Linked DNA regions of Homo sapiens: region 1 is linked to region 2. A link is an interaction called in ENCODE POLR2A ChIA-PET data of the cell type or tissue named here. Cell type or tissue: OCI-LY7. All regions are shown on one strand. Links, peaks and the distances in the headings refer to the core of each region. The heading gives the core; the rest is flanking DNA. Region 1 overlaps GNG7 (G protein subunit gamma 7). Region 2 overlaps GNG7 (G protein subunit gamma 7).

The links. ChIA-PET counts read pairs that join two places held together with the same protein. Peaks named below come from ENCODE experiments on the same cell type or tissue, not always from the same donor. Only the 100,000 strongest peaks of a DNase experiment are listed, where the experiment ranks them.
Region 1: POLR2A ChIA-PET joins it to region 2 with 16 read pairs; 9 of 35 experiments call an interaction of 5 or more read pairs at or near these places.

The regions. Positions count from the first base shown.
Region 1 is chr19:2,635,862-2,638,761 of GRCh38, forward strand. All of the region lies in intron 2 of GNG7 (G protein subunit gamma 7), which reads right to left. Among named protein-coding and RNA genes, the nearest start is that of MIR7850, 6.6 kb to the left of the region's middle. In OCI-LY7, for the core only: CTCF peaks have their summits at 1,288 (motif pointing left) and 1,490 (motif pointing left); a DNase peak (open chromatin) is centred at 1,260; H3K27ac peaks cover 759 bases.
Region 2 is chr19:2,697,238-2,700,137 of GRCh38, forward strand. All of the region lies in intron 1 of GNG7 (G protein subunit gamma 7), which reads right to left. Among named protein-coding and RNA genes, the nearest start is that of GNG7, 4.0 kb to the right of the region's middle. RefSeq lists an enhancer at 1,326-1,445. In OCI-LY7, for the core only: no CTCF peak of the experiment used is centred there; DNase peaks (open chromatin) are centred at 1,744, 2,414 and 2,714; H3K4me3 peaks cover 1,648 bases; H3K27ac peaks cover 2,280 bases.

The DNA of each region.
Region 1 (2,900 bases), core at 270-2,769, 61 kb before region 2:
TGTGAGCCACCGTGCCTGGCCAACTTGGGGTGATTCTGTCCCCTAAGGGACACTGAGTGATATTTGGGGACATTTGTGGTTGTCACAACTGGCGGGTGCACCTGGCATGGAGTGGGTGGAGGCCCGGGACGCTGCTCAGCAGCCTGCAGTGCCCAGGACAGCCCCACCCCAGAGAAAAATGTGGCCCCAATGTCTACAGGAGCCAGGGGGAGAGAGACCCTGTGTTATTTGGAAAAAAACAGAGTCTGCTCTCTGCTCACACCGGACACCAGAATAAACTCCCAAAGGGGCAGACAGCATAAATCAGGGTAACTCCAGCTCCTGGGATTCACCTCCTCTCTCCCTCCCACTCAGGGGGTGGATGGAATTCTCCTCTGGCCAAACTGAACCAGCTCTCTACTGCCTTCACTCAGGGGCGCACGAGTCTCTAACTCACAGGCGAGGATCCAGGCCCTCTGCCCGCCAGGACAATGACCCCTCTCTGAGCTGGGGAGTGGCAGCCCCAGGTCCACAGCCAGTTCTCACCCTGAGGAGCATGACATCTGGGAGGGGGGATGACAGGCACCCCAGGGCCTGATGGTGGGGACAAGCCAGGGTCTGATTCCCATGGCAGGATGACCTGCACTCTCCCAGGGCCACCCAGCCCTCCAGGGATGCTTTATGCCTTCCATTCTCTGGTCCGAGCTCTGCTCTGGAGACACCTCTGTGCCCGAGTGTGAGGTGCATTCCCTGACTGCCTTAAGGCCACTCCTGGGGAGCAGAGCCAGTGCCTCCCGCCTCCTGCCACGCACAACACCCAGGGACCGCCTCTGGTTTTGGGCAGAGAGGCTCTGAGTGTGCCCACAGGGGCCCCTAGGGCAGGGGCCAACCATCTGGGTTTGCCTGGGACTTAGGGCTGTCAGTGTTGAACCAGGAAGGTATCAAGCAAACTGCAGTGGGGGTAGTGACAGAGCTTAAAGAGGGGCTCGGGGGTGACTGAAGACATCTGGGATACAGTCAGTATGCACTGCCTGCACCTCCATCCCCACCTGCACCCACCTGAACCCAACTACGCACACCTGCGCCCATCTGCACCTCCGTCCCCACTTGTGCCCACCTGCGCCCACCTGCACTTCCGTCCCCACCTGCACCTCTGTCCCCACCTGCACCTCCAACTCCACTTGTCCTCACCTGCACCCACCTGCACACCCACTGCACCCCCGTCCCTACCTGCACCCCCCGCATCTCCAGCCCCCTGCCGGCTCCAGGCCCGGGGCCAGGAAACTCCGTGGGCCTCCTCTGCCCCCTCGTGGCCGCCAGCGGTAACAGCAGCCCTCTGCAAATCGAGCTTCAGAGGCCCCAGGAACAGGCTCCCCCCGCCCCCGAGCCCGGCCCGTCTTTGCTGTTGTCGTTGTTGTTTTGCCCTGGGGCCTGCAGAAGGATAGGAGCAGGGGATCACGGTGCTGGTTTTGTCATCAGGACAGGCAGCCACGGCCCTCACTTGGCGGCGCACCTGCTCTCCTGGAGAGGCTGCCACCCAGAGGTCAGAGACCCCCGCAGGCGCCTGCACCCCTCACAGCCTCGCTCTCCTCCCCGTCCGTCCTTGTAGGGAGGTGAGTTTCCAAGCTTCCCACCCTGTGCCCGCAGGAGCCAAAGCCGCACTCGCCCAGCCCAGCGCCCAGCAAACAGGAGGTGCTCAATGAATGACTAGCAACATTATTAAAAGATCAGGAAAAGCCCGCATCCCACGCCACCCTTTGTAACAGAGAACCCCTTCAAGGTCAGCCGGCACCACACCTGCTCACCACTAATTCCGTCCCCTCTACTGGGGCCTCCCCTTGCGTGTGTGGACATCAGAGCCTGATGATTCTCTGGGGTGGGGCCGTCCTGGGCACCATAGGGTGCTGAGCAGCGTCCCTGGCCTCCATCCACTCCATGCCAGGAGCATCCCTCCATCATGACAATTACAGATGTCCCCTGGAGGCAGAATCACCCCTGGTTGAGACCCCCCGGGTTAGGGGATTCCACGGACCCCCAAGAGACTCCGCGTCCCATGATCCTCTGCCATGCTGAGGTCCCAGGAGGCTGCACACATTGAAATCCACACCCTGAGTTGGGAGGGAGAGAGGAGATGAATCCCAGGAGCTGGGGGTCCCCCTGATTTACACCATCTGCCCCATCGGGAGTTTATTCTGGTGTCCAGTGTGAGCAGGGACTGAAGTCAGTTTTGAAATAATGAATGGGCCGGGTGCGGTGGCTCACGCCTGTCACCCCAGCACTTTGGGAGGCCGAGGCAGGTGGATCACGAGGTCAGGAGTTCAAGACCAGCCTGGCTAACATGGTGAAACCCTGTCTCTACTAAATATACAAAAGTTAGCCGGGCGTGGTGGCATGCACCTGTAATCCCAGCTACTCGGGAGGCCGAGGCAGAGAATTACTTGAGCCTGGGAGGCAGAGGTTGCAGTGAGCTGAGATCATGCCACTGCACTCCAGCCTGGGTGACAGAGCGAGACTCTGTCAGAAAGAGAAAAGAAAAGAAAAGGGGAAGAGAAGGGGATGGGAAGGGAAAGGGGGAGGGGAAGGGGAAGGAGGGGAAGGGGAGGGGGAGGGGAGGGGGAGGGAAAGGGGAGGGGAAGGGGAGGGGAAGGGGAGGGGAGGGGAATGGAAGGGGAGGGGAGGGGAAGGGAAGAGGGAGGGGAGGAGAAGGGAAGGGGGAGGGGAGGGGAAGGGAAGGGAGAAAGAAAGAGTCTCTCCCTCCTGGGCACTGTAGACATTGGGGCTGGATGATTCTCTTGGATGGGGCCATGTTGAGCAGTGTCCCTGACCTCCAACCACTCATGCCAGGAGCACCCCCCAGTCGTGACAACCAGAGACATCCCTAGACATCTCCCAGCATCCCCTGGGGAGGGGAGGGGAGGGGA
Region 2 (2,900 bases), core at 272-2,771:
TCATAAAAAGCAGTAAGACTTTTCCTTTTGCGAGGTTCAAGTAACTGTTCGTGGAAGCGTCTCGGAGCTGCCCACGAACCCCACCGCCCATCCGTGTCAGGAGCCGATGTGGGGGAGCAACCACACAGAGAGAGCGTGGCCCACTCACGCCGCAGGATGGGGGAGGAGGAGGACAGGAGTGACCCCTCGGGGGCCGCTGTGTGACTGAGGATGGGTCAGCCCATCTCCTTAGCTCTCACACTCATCGGTAGGGTCTCCTGGGTGACGTAAACCATGAACACTTTTCTCTAACCCTTAAGAGACAGAGGCCAGGCCAAAGAGTGCATGTATAAAAAGCAGTGACAAGTGAAGTCAAGAAATGTCAACGAGCGGGGAGAGGCGCCCGACATCAACAAGGACGCAGAATTGCAGAAATCAGCCGTGAAAGGACACAGCGGCCGGGCGCGGTGGCTCACGCCTGTCACCCCAGCACTTTGGGAGGCTGAGGTGGGTGGATGACCTAAGGTCAGGAGTTCGAGGCCAGCCTGGCCAACATGGTGAGGGCCCCGTCCCCCCCCCCGCCCGTCTCTACTAAAAATACAAAAATTAGCCGGGCGTGGTGGCACATGCCTGTAATGGAAGCTACTCGGGAGGCTGGGGCAGGAGAATCGCTTGAACCCGGGAGGCGGAGGTTGCAATGAGACAAGATGGCGCCACTGCACTCCAGCCTGGGCAATGAACGAGACCACATCTCAAAAACAAAAGACAGGCCGGGTGCGGGGGCTCATGCTTATAATCCCAGCACTTTGGGAGGTCGAGGCAGGTGGATCACCAGAGGTCAGGAGTTCCAGACCAGCCTGGCTAACATGGTGAAACTCCGTCTCTACTAAAAATACAAAAATTAGCTGGGTGTGGTGGTGGGTGCCTGTAGTCCCAGCTACTCGGGAGGCTGAGGCAGGAGAATGGCTTGAACCCAGGAGGCAGAGGTTGCAGTGAGCCGAGATCGCACCACTGTACTCCAGCCCGGGCAACGGAATGAGACCATGTCTCAAAAAAAAAAGGACAGGCCGGGCGCGGTGGCTCACGCCTGTAATCCCAACACTTTGGGAGGCCGAGGTAGGTGGATCACCTGAGGTCAGGAGTTTGAGACCAGCCTGGGCAATATGGTGAAACCCCGTCTCTACTAAAAATATAAAAATTAGCCGGGTGCAGTGGTGTACGCCCATAATCCCAGCTACTCGAGAGGATGAGGCAGAAGAATTGCTTGAGCCCTGGAGGCGGAGGTTGCAGTGAGCCAAGATTGCACCATTGCACTCCAGCCTTGGTGACAGAGAAAGACTGTGTTTCAAAAAAGAAAAAAAAAAGAAAGAAAAGAAAAAAAGAAAGCACCAGCTCCCAAGCCTATAGAGACCAGGCACGACCTTCCTGTAAGAAACCATGAAGCATCTTCAAAAATACAAATGACTCTGGATACGATTTTAAAGACCATCGCTGCTTCCAGATGGAACTGAAAAAATCCGAATAACACCTTGAATGAAGAAAGGAGTGTTTTCCACTACTATCGGTGAACAAGAAAAATGCCTCCATTCAGTAAACACGAAGCTGAATTGTCTACACGTGAGGGTAATTTGTGTTTAGTTCTCTTTGCCTTCAAACAGTGGGGCCCCAGGGTTTACGAAGCATGAAACAAGAACAGAAAATAACGGTATCGGTCAAAGGATGTTTTCTAAATAAAGCTCCTCTGTAAGATCGAGACGCACCTGCAGAATTTGAGCTTCGTTGGAAGCTTCACGTTCCAGGTTAAAACCAAGAAAGCACATTGCAAACATTGTCATCTTCCAATGCTTGCAACTGACAACTTCAGGCCATCTTCTAAATCAGTACTAAGTGTTCAAAAGCCACATAAAAGGCCCACCTAGAAAGGAGTAGCCTTTTTTTTTTTTTTTTTTTGAGACAGAGTCTCACTCTGTGGCCCAGGCTGGAGTGCAGTGGTGCAATCTCAGCTCACTGCAACCTCTGCCTCCTGGGTTCAGGTGATTCTCCTGCCTCAGCCCCCCAAGTAGCTGGGATTACAGGCGTGTGCTACCACGCCCAGTTAGTTTTTGTATTTTTAGTACAGATGGGGTTTCACCATGTTGGCCAGGATGGTCTTGAATTCCTGACCTCAAGTGATCCACCCACTTCGGCCTCCCAAAGTGCTGAGATTACAGGCGTGAGCCACCGCACCCAGCCATAAGTAGGCATTTCTAATGTTTTCTAAAAGCAGTGAGACCTTACTTCTCCCCTCTCCGAATGACAGCACTAAATGACTTAAAAGCAATCCTCAATTCTGAATGACCCCACTTCCTGCACATCAAAGGGGAGATGAGGTCGTTAAAGGAGAAAATAAATCAGTTTTGTCTATAACAAGGGTTCCACACTGGAGTATCTCTGTCCCTACAGGACGCTGGGTGATATCCGGAGACATCTGTGGTTGTCACAATGCGGGGAGCTCCTGGTGTGGAGTGGGTGGAGGTCAGGGATGCTGCTCGGCACCCTGCAGTGCCCAGAAGGCCCCACCCCAGAGGACAATCAGATCCCAAATGTCCGCAGCGCTGGGATAGAGAGACCCAGACGCACCCCATGAACTGAAGTTGTAAACTCAAAATTTCAAGCGTATAATCACAGCTCGATGTGGTTCCTTACGGGGTGCCCCTAATCAGAATGACCCAGGCAGCCTTCTCTTGAACAGGTGCATCTGTTACTTAACGAGCTTTGAGACTCTCCTGCCACCAGGTGTGGGCAAAGTCTTCTTTCTTTTCAGTTTTTTACTCACTTTTAATAATATGGAAACAGGCTCCATATTTGAGACTCTGTCTCAACATAATAATAATAATAACAATAATAATAAGACATATTTTTGTTGTTGTTGCAGTCCTTTT